2 separate regions of the Homo sapiens genome follow, and region 1 is linked to region 2. Evidence: chromatin loops called from intact Hi-C (ENCODE). Cell type or tissue: GM12878. All regions are shown on one strand. Each heading gives the region's core, and the rest is flanking DNA. Links, peaks and the distances in the headings are about the cores only.

Evidence for each region. Hi-C counts contacts between places; a loop is a spot of excess contacts. Peaks named below come from ENCODE experiments on the same cell type or tissue, not always from the same donor. Only the 100,000 strongest peaks of a DNase experiment are listed, where the experiment ranks them.
Region 1: it touches region 2 in a loop (5-fold over the local background); 26 of 110 quality-filtered maps call a loop at or near these places.

What each region holds. Positions count from the first base shown.
Region 1 is chr7:47,174,486-47,185,026 of GRCh38, reverse strand. No RefSeq gene overlaps it. Among named protein-coding and RNA genes, the nearest start is that of SNORD151, 290 kb to the left of the region's middle. In GM12878, for the core only: a CTCF peak has its summit at 4,628 (motif pointing right); a DNase peak (open chromatin) is centred at 4,680.
Region 2 is chr7:46,346,795-46,357,335 of GRCh38, reverse strand. No RefSeq gene overlaps it. Among named protein-coding and RNA genes, the nearest start is that of IGFBP3, 430 kb to the right of the region's middle. RefSeq lists a silencer at 4,651-4,945. In GM12878, for the core only: a CTCF peak has its summit at 4,785 (motif pointing right); a DNase peak (open chromatin) is centred at 4,815.

The DNA.
Region 1 (10,541 bases), core at 843-8,842, 830 kb before region 2:
CATTACTTTTGTATTTTTAATTCCCTAAATTGTGAAATGTCTTCTAAAGAGTAAAGACTATATAAACATATTGTACATTTTAAAGAATATTAATAATAATAATTAACGCAAATAATTCCTATAGAATTCCCCACACAATACCCTTAAATATCTCTGCACACCTTTCCCCAGGTGTTCTAGATGCCTCCTCCTCTCCCACCCCAGAGGACCCCTGCTTGGGATTTCATGTTAATCACATTCCTTTGCTTTATAGTCTAATCTCAGACATCCACTCTTCAAAACAATGCATTGCTTAGTTGCTTAGTGGAGCCTACTGTGAAATTTATGTACATGGAATTACAATGTGTCCACCATTCTGAAACTGACTTTTTATTCAGGCAATAGTATGTGTTTGAAACATTGTAACTTGTTGATGTAACTGTAGTTTATTAATTTCTCTGGTTTGGTCTTATGATTTTTCTTAAGCCTGCAGATGTGGTGAGTTCATTTACTGGTATTGCTCTATGATATTTCATGTGCGAAGAAGATACCACAACCTGTTTATTAATTGTACTCCCGAGGGAGTGCTGGCTGTTGCCTTCCCTCCTTGGTTTCCAGTGGGCAGAGAGCCATTCTGCACAGCTGGCCGTCTCCCAAGCACATGGGCACTTGTCTCTTTTGGGTGGAATGACTGTGTTGTAGAGTCTGTATATGCTCTGTTCTGTTAAATTTTGTCAAATTGATTTTCCAGGTGGTTGGGCCACGTTACCTTCCAGTTGGAAGTGTAGGGGGGTTTCCACTGCTCCACATCCTCACCAATGCTTGGTTTCTTATTTTTTATATTTTGCCAGTTTGATGGTTCAAAGGGGCACTGGATCGTGGTTCTAGTTTACATTTCTCTGGTACTGACGAGCCCCTTGGGGATAACTGGAGAGACGCTGAGTGACAGCGGTGGTCAGAACTGGATTCTGTAGGACGGGGTGGGGAGGAGTAGAAGGCTGCAGTGGCGGGGGGTGGGGCAGACGTGGGTCTGGCGCACATTCTTTCTGCTTTTTTCTCATTTGTATTGGTTCCAAGTTCAGTCTCAGAAGAATCACATCAATTCTGACTTGTAATTCTAGAGATCTCTATTTTCCAGAAATTTTCTATGAGAATCTTTGAAGCTTGAGGGCTGTGATTTTTCTCCAGGATGAAGGTTAAACCCTGTAAATGTGCAGAACGTTCTCCTAACAACCCATTCCAGTAAATGGTGCATGACAGGTGTGTAGGGCACTGTGGGTGAGGCTGAAGCATCACCCCAGATGCAGGGGTACATTCCTAGGAGCACAGACATGTGAACATGCTTCACCCTCCACATCTGACCCTGGGACTCACCCACTTCTCTCTACTCCCACTGCTCCCCTGGTCAGATGGCCCATTAGAAGGCTCAGGGAATGGTACCTTACTTTCATATAAAGCTGCCTTTACTGAATTTGCATATATTAATGATAGTATTCCAGCTTGACTGAAGCTGGGTGTGAGGTTTGTGTCTCATGGAATTGTTCTGGGAACTTCCCAGAAGGCATGTGAACTCTCTGACAACATTATAGGTACTCAATAAAGAGTAGCTAGTATCAATTTGCCATGTCTAATTGAACAAATACTATGACTAATTAACATGCTAAATGCAGGAGGTATGGTGATAAATAAAACAGTGCCTTGTCCCCTGAAGCTTACATTCTACTAGGGGAGACAGCTGCACACGTGAAACATATGAAGACATAAGGCAGTTTCAGATAGTGGCCCTTCCAACAGGGAGAGCCAGGTGGCAGAGTGAAAAGGAGAGGAGACAGAGCATTCCAGACAGAGGCAGAAATACCTGCAAATGCTCCCTGGTTATGAGCTCTGTGTGTTCTGGCAACAAGAGAAGTCAGGCAACTGCAGTGATGGTGAAGGTTAAAGGTCATAGAGATGTGAGGCTCCACCAATCCCAGGTGTGGGCCAAGGCACAGAGAGGGGAATGCTCTCTGTTTGTGTCTTATATCAGCATTTTGTGATAGGGTTCAAAGTTATACTCTCTGAGGGCTCCCACTTCCAGATCTAACAATACGGTAGATGCTGGGGAGGCTTAGGGTCTTCCTTGCTCCAACCCAGCCTGGGCAGGAAGAAACTTTTGATGCCTGCCATGGGGCAACATTAGCAGCCTCAGCTCACTCCAGCTCTTGTCCGGTATCTCTACTTGCATCCCATCAGTGGGACCCCAAACAGCTCTGGGGACCCCAGGGTGCAGGAACGATGCCCATCATCATGCTGGGCACCATGCTGTGCTATGGAGACCCTGTTGTCACAGAAGTAAACCATTGCCCAGTGGAGGAGGCCTACCCCTTTCCTCTTCCTGTACCATCACTCAGTGTCTGTGGTCCCCACCCCTGGCCTGGGGTTCCAGTGAGTCGTGGGTAATACTGGGCACACATTTATGAGTGTTTCTTACATGTGAATGCCATATGTGCCCCAGTGGAAAAAAAAATAAGGACTCATTTAAGTTTTTTATTATTTGGATCTTTTCCTGACACCTGAATGATGAGCATTGGAATGTTCTCACCAAATTTGTGTTATATAAGGACTACTTCTTGAATGTAAGATTTCAAAGGATGCTGAATTAGAACTTTGGCAATAGCAAAATACTTTTTTCCAAACCATCCCAAACTCTCCATGGATGGTGGCTTGTTTCCAATTTGGAATGGCTTCAGTTGAAGATGTTTTTTGCATTGGTCTTTGTGTTCACAGTCCCTGGTGAAGGGGCTGATAGGCTTAAAAGCAGCATTTGGGGAGAGAGAGAGACACACACAGAAGGAGAGAGGTAGGAGGGAGAGAGGCAGAGCGAGCAAGAGAGAGCTGTACTGTGTTCTTTCTCAGAAAGTACCTGGCAGGCTGGAAGCAGCTCATGTGCCAATATTTGAAAACTATAAATAGAGTCCTTTGGGATTGGCTTACATGAATTGGTAGGAATGCCAAGCTTGGGAAGCTGCTGGGGCATGGTGGGGGGAGAGCAGGGAACAGTGTGCTATTCCTAGGACAGGTAACGCCTCTCTTTAGTGTAGTGGGGAGGGCCCTAGGCGGACTGCAGAGAGGAGGAGCTGAGGTACAGGTGCACTGTCAGGTCAGACATGTGAGCAAGTTGGTGAGAAAATTCATTTGTTCAGCTTCATACTTGGGAAGCAGCTGTAGCATTCAGGGTGGGAATTCTCAGTCCTGCTGCAGCTGCAGCACTCAGGGAAGGACTCTGGGGCCGGGCTGGGACAGGGCTGAGCAGGGAGCTGGATTGAGGGAAGTTTGAAATCACGGATCTAGCTAACTCTTCTAATTTGATGATGGGGAGACTGAGGCTTGGCCCTTTGTTCTTTTTCCTGCACCACTGCCAATCTTTCATGGGGTAAAGACCAATTTTAATGCAGTTCACTGAGATTCTTCTGCCCATCTGTGGAGGAGGTTGGTTGGGGGGCCTGGACACAGGAAGACTGCCGTCCTCAGCTCCCCTAAAAGCCACTGCAGCACGGGATGCCTGGACTGGCTTCTCTCCAGCTTCATCTCAGAAGATAAAATGTCAAACTCAGAGCTATCCCACGCTTGTCAAAATGCGTCGCAAAGAAAACTCACGGAGACAAGCACCTAGGCATTTGCTAGTGTTCAATACTGTTCATTTGGTCCCAGCCTTAAGCCACATCATCAGAGTGCTCTGGGGACCACATGGCTTTCTTTTATTGCAGTACTTTTCCTGAATGCTCCTAAAATGTAATGTACATTGCAGGGACATTCTAAGACAGAGCCCTGTAAAATGCATGACTTTGCTCGCCATGAGGACATCGGTGAGGCTGTCCTTGACTACGCTACATCATGATCTCTGTATAAAGACCTCAGGGAGAAACCTCTGACCTCTCTTTGACTTGCTGTGTTTCTCCTTGGGCAGCCAGCTAACCTTTATACTGCAGACTCAGGAAATGGTGCCACTGATTCCGTGTCCCTTGATGCACTGGTTATACAATCTCACAGCCCAATATGCCCCCTCTTCTCTGCAAGTGCATGGTTATACCTACTTGTGGTCTTCATCCTTTTTTTTCCTTCCTGGCCATTGTGAGTCTGTCCATCTATGTGAGAGCTCTGGGTTCATCCTGAGCCATCCTGGTGAGGACGGAGAGTGTTTGGAGCTTAGGTCCCACCACCAACCTTCTTCCCTTTCTTTCTCTCTTTTTCTTCCTTGCGACCCTTCTAGCATCTCACTTCCTTCCTTGCCTAAGAATCTCATCCTCTAACTGCCTCTGACTCACTCTGGGATGATCAAGCATCTTTGGGATCTAATAGTCCAAGGTCCCAGTCCCAGTTCTATTGCTTATTACTTGGGTAACTCTGTATTTGTGGTTTAGCCTCGCTGAGCCTTAACTTTCTGCCAAATGAGGTAGACATAACCCTACTGAGGGCTAACACAGGGGAAAGCCGTAACCATGGCTGATCCATTATGGTTGCATCAGAAAAGCCAATTTCCTTGTCAATCAATGCCAAAAGCACTCCCTTCTGCATTAATCAGACCCCATCTGCCCTGCAATTTGTTTCTTAGAATTCAGAACAAAACAAAACGAAGCACAGAAGCCTCTGGCCATCCCCTTCATCCAGCAGATGGCAGTCTCTGATCAGGAATCTCTTGGCCTAGCTGCCATGGGAAACTGCTGCCCTATAGAGGATTTGTCCAAGAAAACCCAAATAAAGAAATATTATATATTATTTTCTACGAAGAACTTGTGTAATGAAGAGGAAACACTTTCTCCCAAGCAACTGATGTGGATTTCTCTTAGGTTTCTGCAAAATGCAGGTGATAACCCTTGAGGTCGCACGCTTTGTTTTCCGGGTGCATTGCCAGGTTACAGGGCACACCTATGCTCTAAGAGATCCACGACAGCTAGGAGATGGCTTTCCCTTGTTCTTCCTGATTTTCATCTTGGTATTTTCTTAGAAAAACAACAAAAAAAAGGCGCTGTGTCCTTGGTTACTGTGACAGCTGTGACTGGGATCGTCAGGTGGGAAAGGGGTCAGGTTACTTTCCACAGAAAAAACAGAAAACATCTGGTGCTGACATGCTGATGAATCTTCCTTCAGCTGCTATGGAAAATCTGGGACTGGGGTGGGGGTGTGGAGGCATTCTGCTGGCTCATGCAGAGGGGGAAGCTGAGAGGAACTGGGCTCATCTGCAGGTAGCAGGGCCTGGCCCCCTCCTCTCCTCACCCTCCTCCCCTTCTCTTTCTCCTTCTGCACTCACACATGCATATTCTATCTTTCACTTTTTCTATCTGGATGCAGGGGTAGCCAGCCAAGTGGATTCCTTGTCCTGGTGGAGTTTATAACTAATATCAACAGGGAAATAGGATTTTGAGGCATAGAATGCTCAGTTACATCATCTGTTTCCCCCACAGTTGGAGTTGACATGCTCTGCGGTCTATGCAGAGTGAGGGACACCCTTCAGACAGTGGCTTGCAGGGCGGCTGTGGCACATGCCCAGCAGAAGGAAATGTAGCCTACTGCTTACATCCCAAGCTGCAAGGGGCTTGTCCAGCTTCTCACTGAGAGATGGGTTCCTGGTGTGTGTGTGTGTGTGTGTGTGTGTGTGTGTGTGTGTGTGTGTGTGTGTGTAATAGGGATTCCTCAAACCCCAGAAAGAGATGCAGAAGCTCTGTAGGCCTCCACCCCCAACACACACTCAAGAGATAGCAAATATCCTTTGCAGACAGTAAGACACCTCATCTTGGGCCCTAGCCATTCGTGCCAATTCTACTCCGTTTACTAAAATGGTCTAAAGTCAAGCAACGCACTAACTTGCCAGCATTTACTCCTCACTCACTCATCCATTCTCTTTTTTGTGTGTTTCTTATACAGCATGTGGGAAACACGTTTCGGGGTGGTCTTCAACCAACAATCCCAAGCATCTCTAGTTCATCTTCAAGACATGCAGATATTCTCTTCCTTGCCTTTTGCTTCTCCCCCAAGGATGCAGCCACTGAGTTACTGCACTGGCCCTGCCCATTACCTTCTATCCCTCGGGTGAGCCTTGGGGCTTCTTGCCCTTCCAGCCACCATTGTCATGCTTCACATCCTCTGTCTTCTCTGTCTCTCACATGCTTGTTCTTTGTTACGTGCTGTTGAAATGACTTTCCTACCAAGATTAAAGTCTTCCTCACTGCAGGAATAACTATAAACTGTAATCTCAGAGCAGAGAGGCCTGATGCTGGAGACAGCCAGCCCCCAGCAGGGAATGGCAGAACTCAGGACCTGTGCTTTGGTTCAACCTTTGCTTTCACCACACCAGGCTGTCCTGCAGAGGGAAGACCATGGGGCTGTCCTTCCAGTCAGAGTCCTTTCTCATGTTTCTTCTCTGTCACTAATCGGTAAGTCTAAATTGACAAAACACATAGGCTTTTCTCCTCCAAAACAAAGCCCTGCAGAGAAAGGTTTAATGAGAACAAGGAAATGAGAAGAGAGTCCCTTTTCTTTTCACTTTATCAGGGTCCTGTGAGCTCTGACTTTGCCACTCCCTGAATTCATTAGGGTCCTCTCATTCTGCAGCTTGGGGTGAGCCCCAGACAAGTCTAATGGTAAACTGTATGTGTCAATTCCATTCCCATGGTGTGTCCAGGTTACCCTTTTTTTCTGAGTGTGTCTGTGAGGGTGTTTCTGAATGAGATTGGCATGTGAATTTGCGGATTCAGGACAGTAAATTGCCCTCCTCAATATTGCTGGGTATCATCTAATCCATTGAGGGCCCAAGGAGAACAAAATGTGGAAAAAAGAGGAATTCTCCCTCCATTTTTTCTGCCTCATTGCTGAGCTGGGACATCTCATCTGCTCCTGCGCTTGAACTGGGATTTCCATCATCAGCTCACCTGGTTCTCAGGCCTTGGTACTCAGACTGAGTGATTCCATTGGCTTTTCTGGGTCTCCAGCTTGCAGATGGCAGATATGGGACTTCTCAGCCTTCATGTATTAGTCAGTTTTCATGCTGCTGATGAAGACATACCTGAGACTGGGCAATTTACGAAAGAAAGAGATTTAATGGACTTACAGTTCCGCATGGCTGGGGAGGCCTCACAATCATGAGGGAAGGGAAAGGCATGTTTCACATGGCAGCAGACAAGAGAAGAGAGCTTGTGCAGGGAAACTACCCTTTTTAAAACCATCAGATTTTGTGAGACTTATTCACTATCACAAGAACAGCACAGGAAAACCTGCCCCCATGATTCAATTACTTCTCACAGGGTCCCTCTGACACATGGGAATTGAAGATGAGATTTGGGTAGGGATACAACCAAACCATATCATTCTGCTCCTGGCCCCTCCAAAATCTCATGTCCTCACATTTCAAAACCAATCATGCCTTCCCAACAGTCCCCCAAAGTCTTAACTCATTTCAGCATTAACTCAGAAGTCCATAGTCCAAAGTCTCACCTGAGATGAGGCAAATCTCTTCCCCCTATGAGCCAGTGAAATCAAAAGCAAGTTAGTTACTTCCTAGATACAATGGGGGTACAGACACTGGGTAAATACAGCTATTCCAAATGGGAGAAATTGGCCAAAACAAAGGGGCTACAGGCCCAATGCAAGTCTGAAATCCAGTGGAGCAGTCAAATCTTAAGGGTCCAAAATGATCTCCTTTGACTCCATGTCTCATATTCAGGTCATGCTGATGCAAGAGGTGGGCTCCCACAGCCTTGGGCAGCTCTGTCCCTGTGGCTTTGCAGGGTACAGCCTCCCTCCCGGCTGCTTTCATGGGCTGGTGTTGAGTGTCTGTGGCTTTTCTAGGTGCACGGTGCAAGCTCTCAGTGAATATACCATTCTGGGGTCTGGAGAATTGTGGCCCTCTTCTCACAGCTCCATTAGGCAGTGCCTCAGTAGGGAGTCTGTGTGGGGGCTCTGACCCCACATTTCCCTTCTACACTGCCCTAGCAGAAGTTCTCCATGAGAGCCCCACCCTTGCAGCAAAGTTCTGCCTGGGCATCCAGGCGTTTCCATACATCCTCTGAAATCTAGGTGGAGGTTCCCAAACCTCAATTCTTGACTTCTATGCACCCATAGGCTCAACACCACGTGGAAGCTGCCAAGACCTGGGGCTTCCATCCTCTGAAGCAACAGCCCAATCTGTACCTTGGCCCCTTTTAGTCACAGCTGAAGCGGCTGGGATGCAGGGCACCAAATCCCTAGACTGCACACAGCCAAGGAACCCTGGGCCCAGCCTATGAAATAATTTTTTCCTCCTAAACCTCCAGGCCTGTGATGGGAGGGGCTGCTGCAAAGGTCTCTGACATGCCCTGGAGACATTTTCCCCATTGTCTTGGTGATTAACATTCGGCTCCTTGTTACTTATGCAAATTTCTGCAGCCAGCTTGAATTTCTCCTCAGAAAATGAGATTTTCTTTTTTATTGCATTGTCAGGCTGCAAATTTTCCAAACGTTTATGCTCTGTTTCCCTTTTTAAAGTGAATACCTTTAACATTCACTCAAGACACGACTTGAGTGTTTTGCTGCTTAGAAATCTCTTCCACCAGATACCCTAAATCATCTCTCTCAAGTTCAAAGCTTCATAAATCTCTAGGAGGGGAGCAAAATGCCACCAGTCTCTTTGCTAAAACATAACAAGAGTCACCTTGACTTCGGCTCCCAACAAGTCCTCATCTCTGTCTGAGACCACCTCATCCTGGTTTTCATTTTCTGTATCATTATCAGCATTTTGGTCAAAGCCATTCAACAAGTCTCTAGGGAGTTCCAAACTTTCCCACATTTTCCTGTCTTCTTCTGAGCCCTCCACATGGTTCCAACCTCTGCCTGTTACCCAGTTTCAAAGTTGCTTCCACATTTCCCAGTATCTTTTCAGTAGTGCCCCACTCTACTGGTACCAATTTACTGTATTAATCTATTTTCATGCTGCTGATAAAGACATACTTGAGACTGGCAACTTACAAAAGAAAGAGGTTTAATGAACTTAAAGTTCCGCATGGCTGGGGATGCCTCACAAACATGGTGGAAGGTGAAAGGCACATCTCACATGGCAGCAGACAAGAGAAGAGAGCTTGTACAGGGAAACTCCCCTTTTTAAAACCATTAGATCTTGTTAGACTTACTCACTATCACAAGAACAGCACGGGAAAGACCTACCCCCCGATTCAATTACCTCCCACCAGGTCCCTTGTACAACACATGGGAATTCAAGATGAGATTTGGGTGAGGACACAGCCAAACCATATCACTCCATAACTGCATGAGCTAGTCCCTTATGAAACTTTTCTGTATATATGCATTCCCTTGGTTCTGCTTCTCTGGAGAACCGCAACTGATACAACAAGAGAGTCAGATTGAGACAAAGGCTGAGGCTGTGTCCTCACAAAGTTCCAGCTGACTAGACCCGACTGTCCATGATCCTTCCCTCCAGGACCTGGAAGTTTGCACAGTTGGCACACAGAGCTGGGCTTCTCACCTGGGCTCCCTGGGATGCTGCTCTGGGAAAGTTGCTTCCTCTGGCAGACCCCAGGTAAAATGAATAGAATGACTCTTATTTTGCAAAGTTGAGAATGGATTAAAATGGCGTGACTAAGCCTGGTACAGAGATGCTCCCATACCAATACATCATGCAGCTTCCTTCTTAGACTTTTTGCAGCACAAACCAGTGGAACATATCACCTGCCAGCAGGATGAGTGAAAGGTGTTGAAGAGGAAGGGACTTTCAGAGACAGAGTCAAAAGTATTGGTTTCTGGATTTTCTGATACATTGCAGAATGTGTCAGGGGCTTGTGATTCTGACAATTGCACAGTTTAGGTTAAACTTTTCAAGTTTCCTTTTTTGATGTTTAATTTTGTGATGCCTACTTTCAATTCTTTGGCCCATATGACTTTTTAAAAGTTATTTCTTCCAGGCATTCACTATATGTTATGGTTGAATTGTGTTCCCTGCAAAGGGACCTAATCCACAGTACCTGGGAATGGGACTTTATTTGTAAACAGGATCTTTGCAGATGATCGAGTTAAGATGAGGTTATTTGGATGTGCCCTATTCCAATAAGACTGCATCCTTCTAAAAAGAGGAAGAAGATGTGAAGAGACAGGCAGAATATGACCATATGCAGAACAAGGAGAGAGGGCAGGAATGAATCCTTTGCTGGCATCTTAAGAGGGACGGTGGCCCTGCCTCGATTTCAGACTTGTAGCCTCCAGAACTGTGAGACAATAAATTGTGGTCTTTTGTTATGGAAGCCCTAGCAAATGAATATACCCTATTATTTCTGACTGGCCATCTCTGTGTAGAATGGGAAGCTGGCTTCAGGGAAGGCCTACCCTGGGGTAGGGTGGGGAAGATGACCTGTTGTCTGGCTGGGATGTTGGAGCTGACTCCAGTTCCAGGTTTCATAGCTAACCTATCCTCTGCCTTATAGGGGCATGAATTTCAGTGTGTGTAGGATATGGTTCAGGAAGGAGGCAATTATGTCATGTATTTTTATAATATGTGTTTGTTACAGCTCAGTTTCACTCAAATACTTAAAGGCTGTGAAAAC
Region 2 (10,541 bases), core at 1,782-9,781:
TTTAAAATTATTTATTTTATTATTTTTAGTTATTAAAAGAATTATAGATAAGAAAACTAAGGTGAAGAGACTGTAATAGCATCACTTAGTCTCATTACCTGCAAAATGAGAATGAGGAACCTTCTAGAGGCTGATGAGACAACACTTTCTCTATGATTTAGCCAATTTTACCTACTCTCAGGAAATTTGCCATGGACTGGCCTGACTCCAGGCTGTGGCCTCCCAACCGTTGGACACAGCTGTCTTTGGAAAACAAGCCTGATCCCGACAAAGTGTGTGAATCTGCAGGATGCAAAACTTACCTCCCCATCCACATGCCGATGCCAACTTCCTCTAGGCATTTGACTAAAGTTTTCACTTTTTCTCCAGGTACGTTGCAGACCCCGAGTTACTGGTAAGTCAGATAGCAGGTCTTTCTCCCTATACATTTGTCCTATATTACAGCTTTTACTCAGGCCTTTCCTACTAGTCTTTGCCTGTCGACACTTGAGTTTTTGACTGTGGTAGCCTAAGAAGTAGTTATCTGAACTGAATAATTCTGGGTCCCATGGAAATCACCTAGGAGAAACAGTAAATATTTTTATTCTGAAGAATAGATGCATTTAGTGGACATTTTCACAGAAAACATGCTTTAATGTGTTTATTTGTTGCTATTGAATTTCTTTCCTATTCTGAAGTCCTCTATGATACAAAACAAACTACTCAGCGGGGCCTGGGAAGTTAAGCCAGGACTGTGTGATTATCACACAGACAGATGTTACACTCACAAGAGGTGACTTGCTAGCAGCATTGACTTCTTGGCAACAGAATGGTCTGCGCTGTTAGGTAATCAGTTCACTTCAAGGAGAGATTTTTAAACAAAGGCTCCATGGAGGGCTGTCTGTTAAGCTTTCTGCAGTAGACTTTGGTGATCTTTAGACATGCATTTTACAAAGGAATAAACTAATATTTATGAATACATAAATTTTGCATGTGTAGAAAAAGAAGTAAATGGTCCATATGCTAAAGGGAGAGCTTAGAGCTCATCCAGGTAAGGGCTCCTTGGACTCTCTCAAAGGGTTGCTTGAGAACTGGAAGGGTGAGCCTCCCTTGGTTGGCCCAGGCAGCACTCACTGGACAGCTGTTCCAGCCCCTTCAGCAATTCAGGCCACAAAAGATTCTTGGGAACAAGTCTGCATATCAACACCTATTGTTAGCTGCTATTTCAACCCAGGTGTGGAAATTTGGGATAGAGAAAACCAATGAATGTACCGAACCTTCTTCCTTGTAAATGTATTGTTAAGCTCAGGACAACTTCACAAAATGCAGAAATTGGCTGATTACCTTATGTCCAAAACCCTTGTGCAAACTTTTCAGCGGAGGCATGATAGTACTTATTCACCCTCACAGCAGATTGGAAATACGTTAGTTCTATTGTGTTGTCATTGTCCTTCTTCACTGAGGATAAGATTAAGTTCAACCATAGTTTTCTGAGAAGGTGACATTTAATGATTTCAAATTTCAGTGAGAATTATCTTTACTGGTGTGAGGAAAGAGCCTTTTCATTATTTCTTTACTCAGATTTGTATCATTCATTCACCCACAAATTCATAACACCCCTGAAGGGCAACCGATGCCCTCCATGAGATGGACAGAGGGCAGTGTACTAGGCTATACATCCGTCACACAATTCAGTTTTGTAGCTAGCATTAATATGTCCACTCTATTGCAATCAATTGCTGCCATTGCAAGAAGATGACGGCCCACTACTGTGCTTTCCCTGTGACAGAATCCAAGCAGTGGAATAATGCCAAGAAACTTACACAAGTCACCTATGTGCTAACAGCAAGTTACCCATTCCCAGCCTCAAATCTCTCTCAGCAGAGCTCAACAGACCTATAATGCGTCCCATAATCACCTGGCCTCCTGATCTCTACAAGACACTCTTTCTGCCTCCAAAATGCTTTTGAATATGCTTACCATCTACAGTTCCCATGCTGCTGCCCTGCCCTGAGCTGCCTCATTCGTAATTTGAAATGTCACACTGTCCTCCCAGGTGGCTTTTCTGATACATATTTATCCCACTGCAATCCCTTCTCCACAGAACTGACTGAGGGATGTTCATAAAACATAAGTCAGGAAAGGATTGTTCATGATGATAGATAATGGAATGAAGGAAAAGTCAAAAATGGACAAATCCCATTGGTGGTGTATGTGTGCATGTGTGTAGGCTGATCACTAACAGGGCAACGTCGTCACCCATCAAACCATCCCAGTGACCACGCAAATCTGCTAGGGGTCCTGCCAGGTGCACCTTCGTGGATGCAGGAGGCCCACTCCCTGGAAACAGCTATGCTCAGAGGCAGTCGCAGCGCCTGCCCTGGAAGCCACCCGCTTGCCCCTTTCTTGTGTTTTCTGGCATTGCCTTCCCTGCAGTGGCCTCTGTAAGTTATCTGTGCTGGAGGCTATCACAAAAATGAAATTTACCCCATTGCTGTGGGATAATACACCGAGCCACCCTAGAGCGCTTACATCTGCAATTGGAAGCCAGTGCCGGAGCTCTGCCTCTACCCCTCCCATGATCACCCTTCCCCACCACCCAAGAATGAGCCTGCCTCTTGCTTTTCGCAGCCCCCTGGTGAACAGCATGGGCAAGTCTCCCTGGGTTACGGCAAAAGGAGCATGAGGAACACTGTCCTGGCTTCCCCAACACATCCCCAAGTGGTCTCCAGGACAGGGCCATGGACCTGCTTCTCTCCTTCCTCACCGTGCAACTGGGCCTATGCTGTTGCCACTCTCTCAGAAGGCTGGGGATGTGTCTCTCCCTTTGGGGCATGGGGCCCAAGACCCTGTCTCGACATTTGACACTCTCTTTAGTGTGGATACCTGGAGCCGCGCCTTGCCACCAGCAGCCTTCCTGGGAAGGCTTAGCCCCATTCCAGCCACAGAGTGAGTACCTGTCCCACCACACACAGCACCACAGTGAGCCTCGTGCTAGACATCGTTCCTTCAGCATGTTTGCCTTCTCTTCAGGTTTGCTCTTCCTCTCTTTTCCACTTATCTGAAGGAAATGGCTTTCCTTCTGTTCCCAGTGTGTCCCCTGCCCCCATGAACACTAATGCTCAGTGTCCAGTGTATCTTCAAGCCAACCCCTACTGCCTCCCTTTGGTCCATTCTCCATTGTCCAATGACAATGCTTGGGACACTTGGAGCCTTTGGCTTGAAGGAGTCAATTGTTCTTGGGTGACAGTCTTTCACCTCCACTCCATTCTGCTTCCTGGAGCCGGATTTATCGTTCTAGAAAACAATTTTATTATGCCACATGGACCCCAAAACACAAACAAAATTCTACTCAGGATGATTTTTTTTTCTTTTAACAGGAGTTTTATTTACATAATTTGATCACAAGACAGATGTTTGAAATTGCTGTTACTCAGAACAATTCCAAGTAAGTGGTCACGTTGCCCTTGGCTTACAGAAGAAAGCCATGACCTGATGAGTGGAGGGATGAGGGTGCCAGAAAAAGTGTGGTGAAGGCCACAGAGAGGTCAAAGGACTTGTAAGAATTCCCAAGTGCCCACCCCTGAGGTGGCTGCCACCTCTCCCTCCCCTAAGCACCCAGCCAGTGCCTTTCCTGCAGTCCATCCAGTTGCATGTCCAACATGGTACCTCTGAACCCTTTCCTGTGACTCATGTTTCTATAAAAACTACTTGGGACCCTTTTTATATACACCCCAAGGTTTCCTGACTCAAGCCGTGATTAGGGCACATCATCCATCAAAATGTTCCTCCTCCTTCCTTCTCATGTCTGCATAGCCCAGTTACGCCCACCATTCAAGACCCAACTGAGTTAGTGTGGGTTTCTGAAAACTTCTGTGTTCCTCAGCCAAGAGTCTTCTCCTCTTTCACTGTAAAAGATTTGTTTCCTGCCAGGCGCAGTGGCTCACACCTGTAACCCCAGCACTTTGGGAGGCTGAGGTGGGTGGATCACCTGAGGTCAGGAGTTGGAGACCAGCCTGGCCAACATGATGAAACACAGTATCTACTAAAAATACAAAAAATTAGCCGGGCATGCAGGTGGGCTCCTGTAATCTCAGCTACTCAGGAGGCTGAGGCAGGAGAATTGCCTGAACCTGGGAGGCGGAGGTTGCAGTGAGCCAAGATTGCGCCATTGCACACCAGCCTAGGCAACAGAGCGAGACTCCATTAAAAAAAAAAAAAAAAAAAAAAGATTTGTTTCTATAATTCTCACCCATATTTATTCCTTTACATCTATGGGGCAGATAAGATAACTGACTGGTTGATTGACCTCCCCTGGAAGACTGGGAGCTTGCCCTATTTCTTTACCCACAGTACCTCAAACAGAACTCATGGAATGGATCCATACATATTTTGGGATGTATGAATTGAAAAATAAACATCTAGTCACCTTGATTAGGCCCTAAATTCCTCTAGGACTTGAAAAGATTGTGGATTTTTTATTCTTTTCTTATAATATCTACTCAAAAACATTGGGCAATATGATGTTGTCCATTGATTAAGTCATTAGTTTATTTCCTATAATCAATTACACTGCAAAATATTATAAACTAGTAGTTGTAGTCTCAAAAGGTAGCACAGTGTTTTTTTTTCTTCACACTATTTTTGAGAACCGGAGCTCTGTGACTTGTGCAATTAAAATGCATGTTATTATGGACCAGCAAACCCAAGTCTTGAGGACCAATTGGTAAATCCATGGGGATTTGCACTCCTGCATGGCCTGTCTTTGGGAGGTATTTCCCTTCATAACACGTGCCACTAGGTGCCAGTGTTGTTCTACCAAAGTGACCCTCCAAAAGTACAGGTGGTCCCCAACTTTACATGCTTAGCATTCTTGAAAATGATGACTTTACACAGAAGGTAGAAGAGCAAGTCTAGTAGGGAAATGAACTGTGTAACTTATGTTTGTACAGGTTTGACATCACCACATTAAAGAAATGAACAAAAAGATTGACTAAAGGGAAGTACAGGTGCTTATTAGGTAGCATTAAATCAGTTTAGAGACAAAGAATGAAAAATGATCTCTGCTGAGATACTCTTGAATTTGCAAACCAGGCATGCTCAGTTGTTGCTCATTGAGCAAATGCAAAATGATCTAAAATTAGTATTCAATTTATGATACTATTGCACAAGAAACATTTCCTCTCCCTCCCCTTTCTCTTTCTCTCTCTCTTTCTCTTACTCTATCTCCATATATACATACATATATATATATAGCTCTCCAGTAAAGCTTTCCACATATGGAAACTTAGAATGCAAGTAACTTGTTTCAACATGCCTTGTACCTGTACCTGAATAATTATGTTAAAATAGTTTGTCTAATTATCATCAATTAGAAGGAAGCTAATGCCAGATTTGCTTGTGTTTCTAATAAATTCTTTGGCTGTGTTTTATCCCTGTGCTGTGGTATATACAGAATACCAAGTGATTATTACTGGTGATCAGTTTGCCATAGACAATACTAGTTGCAGGAAGTATATAATTCATGATCAGTGTAGTCAAGCCTTCCAGAAAGAAAAAATGGATAAATGGTGTTTGACATAAGGAGAAACTAATGCAGACAACCAAAGTTATCGTGTGTGTGTGTGTGTGTGTGTGTGTGTGTGTGTGTGTGTGTGTGTAAGAGACAGAGAGAGAATAATGTGGGGGCAGGGGAGAATTCATCATGGCTGCAGTGTTTTTTTAATATAGCAGCACAAAAATACATGTATCTGTGGGATAATAAAATGAACAGGTGAATGTTATGGGTCAAAATTTTCATCATTGGAAACAGTTCTAAGAGAAGAAGAAAAAAGCACTTTGCTTTTTGATTCCATGTTCATTTCAAGACAAATCCTATATTACCTAGCGAAGCGGCAGAGTTTAATTTCCCATGCTACCTGAGATTTAAGGCATCTCGGCAGAACAACAGCAACAACAAATAACAACAACAAAATCTTTAAATCCCTAAATAATGCAGCAATAGCAAGCAGAACCATTTGCATGGTACATCTTTCTCCTTCATTTTACAGTAAGCACATTATTAGGCAGCTGCAAAACTATGAAGAAACATTTTTCAAACAGCCTGATGAAAGAGACACGTTCCTGAATTTGAAAGCTTCATCTATTCAGGAAAATCTTCATGTATATATCTTTAAATATCATCTCTACCAATTGCTTTTATTATCTTCTCCAGAATCTAATAAAATAATAAACTTTCTCATTGTATTTTTCATTCATCTTCATTATTTAAACAATATTTCGTATCTTTGTCTATATTCCAGAATTTTAAATCAAAAATATGTCAATATTTCAGTAACTTATTGATATATTGCTCATAAATAAAATCAGCACTATTGGCAATGACTAATTTTGTGGGTAACAACATCAGAAGGTTAAAAAAAATGCTGGACAAGAACAGCATGGGAGGAGGAAGTGATGAGAAGAAACACTTGTAAGTTTTCTGTGCTGCTCTGTAAGCACACAGAGAGAGTGATCCCGGACAGCTATTCTATTATGTCTGAATGCACCAGTTTGTTTAGCCATTCATTTGTCGAGGGACATATGGGCTGTTTCCAGTTTTGGGTGGAGTCCTTTTTGCAACTGTCCTCGGCAGCCCCCCAGTCTCTGTGCTGAAAAGGGGAGTGTCTCTGTCTCTTTAAGACAAAGCCATCACTGGTCACACTGCTTGTGTCAAGCCCCTCTGGCTGTTGATCTTGTGTTTTGCACAGAACAGGGGAGTCTCTGGCCTGCAGGGATGGGGAAGAGACTTCCTGGGCCAGGTCCCTCTTCTGTCAAGGTACCTCTTGCTGGTTTTCCCCGAGAGTGTCAGTGTCTCCTGCTGGCAAAAGACAGTCTTGGAGCCAGTAGAGGAGAGTGGGTGCCCTGGCTGCTTGCTATTGTCAAGAGTCCATTTTGATCCCCCTTGCTGGAGGTGCCAGAGATCTCAGGTCAGCCCAGGGAAATATGTTCCTACTTGAACTGTCAAATGTTGCTGGTTTGGGGGTGGGGAAATGCTGAGTCTAGGTGGCCTTTTTATGTTGGGTTGAGGAGCTGAGATGCCCTGCTGCTCTGCTGTTCCTCCAGTTCTGGGGTCCTGGATAAGTCATGAGTTCTCCTTCCTCTTACTGCTCTCCAGGCTTCTCCCATGGCTGTCTGCTGCATTATTTCTATAGTTGGGTTTAGCAGGAAGGAGCAGAGAGAAAAAGGTCTCCATGATCTCAATAGGCCAGTAGCAGCTGCTAACAAATTGTTAAATAAATAGAAATATCACTCTACAAAACATGTTGGAGGTAGCAGAAAACCTCAATGGACAGATAACAATTATATTAATTGAAACAACATTGAAGATATTCACAGAAAACAACAAAAGTGGCATTTATTAAGTGAGTTGTATCAAGCATTTGAGGAACATAAAATTTTAATCTTATGCATGACTTCCCGGAGAATAAAAATAAGGAGTACTCCCAAAGTAATCTTAAGACTATAGGATAAATATGATATGAATCACCAATTTAGGTATGTAGAAAAGAAAAACTACAGATCAAAATTATTTATGGGCATAAATGAAAGTATCCTAATAGAATTTTAGAACACTTCAGCCAATAGTATGTTAAAAAGATAAGATCCAAGTTAGCTTCTCCTCCCAGGAATGCAATGCTGATTCCAGTTTAGATAATCTAATTCTGTAGTTAATTGCTTTAAAGATTAAAGAGACAAAGCACATGATTCGTGCAGTTTATGTAAAAGCAGCTTTTGATATAGAAATGTTAAGAACCAGTGTAATAAGAGGTTACACGGGGTAAAAAGGTGTTAACATGAGAAAGCTGCTGCCTTTCAAAGGAGGTGCCAAACCACATGTAAACTTTTCAAAGAAGAGAGCCAAAGATAATTATGTGACTTTTTCATCCCTTCACCCAAAAAAAGATTAAAATGGGGGTACAAAGTGCAGCCTTCCACATGTCTAGACACAGAGGAAAATGGAATAATAATTTCTTCCACATGACAGACATTGGTAATAATTAAGAAACTGGGGCCCGGCGGGGTGGCTCACGCCAGTAATCCCAGCACTTTGGGAGGCCGAGGTGGGCGGATCATGAGATCAGGAGATCGACACCATCCTGGCTAACAGGGTGAAACCCTATCTCTACTAAAAATACAAAAACAAAAAAATTAGCCAGGTGTGGTGGCGGGTGCCTGCAGTCCCAGCTACTCGGGAGGCTGAGGCAGGAGAATGGCGTGAACCTGGGAGGCGAAGCTTGCAGTGAGCCCAGAGCCCGCCGCTGCACTCCAGCCTGGGCAACAGAGCGAGACTCCGTCAAAAAAAAAGAAAAAAGAAATTGGAATTAAGATCTCATATTGATACTATTTCATAAATATAAGCTGAAGTAAAAAACTTCTACAAAAGAAAATGTTGGTACAAATATAGAGCAAGGAGCATTTCAACACTATGTGTGTATTTCTGCAAACTGAAGAGAAATTTGGAAATATTGAGTATATTAAAAAATGTATCTGTGATGCAATCCAACAATTCCATTTCTCTCCTCTAGGAAGAGAGTGTACCTACTCTAGGAAGAAACATGAGCATAAGGAGATGTGCGCAGGGAGAGTCACGGCAACTTTACAAGTCACGGTGGCGGCCAGACAGGTTCTCATGATGCTGCCACCAGAGAAGGCTCAAGCAGGTTGCTAGGTCTTCATCCCGGTGTAAGCAGTGAAAATGACTGCCTTAGAAATGCAGGTATCCATATGAAAAGATATTTAAATATAAGAAAAAAATATAAAAAGTAGAGGAAGAACCATACAATCAAAGAATATGTTGGCCTGGGAGTAGTGATAATAAGAGTAGAAAAAACAAAAGTCATAAAAGTATATATATAATGTTACTATTCTACAAATGTAAAAATATACAAAGATGGTAACATATTTTTACAGTTTCATATATATGCATGTGTGTATGTGTGTGCATATACCTCAACTTTACCACTGGTAAGGTGGACTGGAAACCCTGGGACCTGCAGCCACAGCTGGACTCCCTCAAACCCCTCAACACCATAATGTCTTATGTAAGATGTTACAAGACGTAATTCAAGGTCATGGTGACCTCTAGAAAGAAGAGAGGGGACTCAACCTTGGAAGGCTATGAAAGACAATGGTTTTGTAACGTTTTATTTTACTAGCAATTAGAGAAGCAATTATGTTTATTATGTCTTATATGTGCATATATCTGAAATATTTTATAATTTAAAGACAACTAATTGTCGGTCTGCAGCTGATATTAAATCCACAGTTTTGTTCCCTAGAGAAAAATTAGGAGCAGGCTCCTGTACATGCCTCTAGAGGTTTCCCTTGCACATACACAATGGGTAGCTCCAGCTATTTCACGCTCTACTTCTGTCTCTATCTTCCCTGTCTCTATCTCTTTCCATATCCTACTTTTATCCCTATGCCAATTTCCATCTTCTTCTCTATTCTTAATTCTGTACTCTTCTCTCTTGACCTCTGTGTCTTTCTCTCTCTTGATCTAGCTTTCTCTACCTTTTTATCTACTTTTAAAAAATCATACTGCAGATACTCATTCTATAGTCTGCTTTAAAAACATTTAGTCACATTCCCTCAATTTATTTCCATGTCAGCTCATGTCAACACATTTTATTGTTTCTTATATCCCCATGGATTTTCACAGATTTCACAGATCATTTATCTTCCACTATTACCAATTATCACCTGGTCATTAATTGTATTTTGTTATTACAGACAAAACTTCCTAAGTGTGCATACTTTTGCATGAAATTTGTAGGAAAAATTAAAAGAAGTAGAGTTGCTGACTCGGAATAGTTTCTACATTTTGATAAAAATTAGTACTAAATATTATAAAACTTCTTAAATATTACTAATATAAGAGGTAAAATACATCATCACTTTACTGAGGAATTTAAATAAGTATATCTTCACATAAAGTTTATTCTTTTATAAGATTCACCCATGAAACTGCTCTTATTCTTATATAGAAGACTATCTGAGTGTTTTTAGTTTTTCTCCATCATTAATCATTAAGATTTATAAGATGTGGAGTCATTTACATTTTATTTCTCTCTTCTTGGGTTATTTGAATGTTTATAGTTCCCTAAAGTCACATAGAGGTTTTCACATGTATTTGCACACAGTAATCTATACAATTATTTAACTTCCCCCCGAACCATTTCTACTTCTCTCTCTCATTTACAGTTTTGTGTACTTCTTTTTTCTTGAATTAACTACAATTGAACTCCTTTAATACTACTGTTATCATTCTCACCCACATCTGCTCTTCCTTTGATGCACAATGGTGTGTGTGTTCCTGAAGGAAACCCTCACCTGTCTCTGTGCCACCACACAGGACTACCAGAAGGAAATGCTTGGTTACCCTCTGTGCAGGATGCGCAAGCACGTGGCTTTACATCTAGTTTGGCAACTAATCCCCTGACTTCTTTATCTTCCCTCAAGTGAAGACATAAATATTTTGGAACATCAGCTAATAATGGAGAAAAGGTAAACGTCATCTT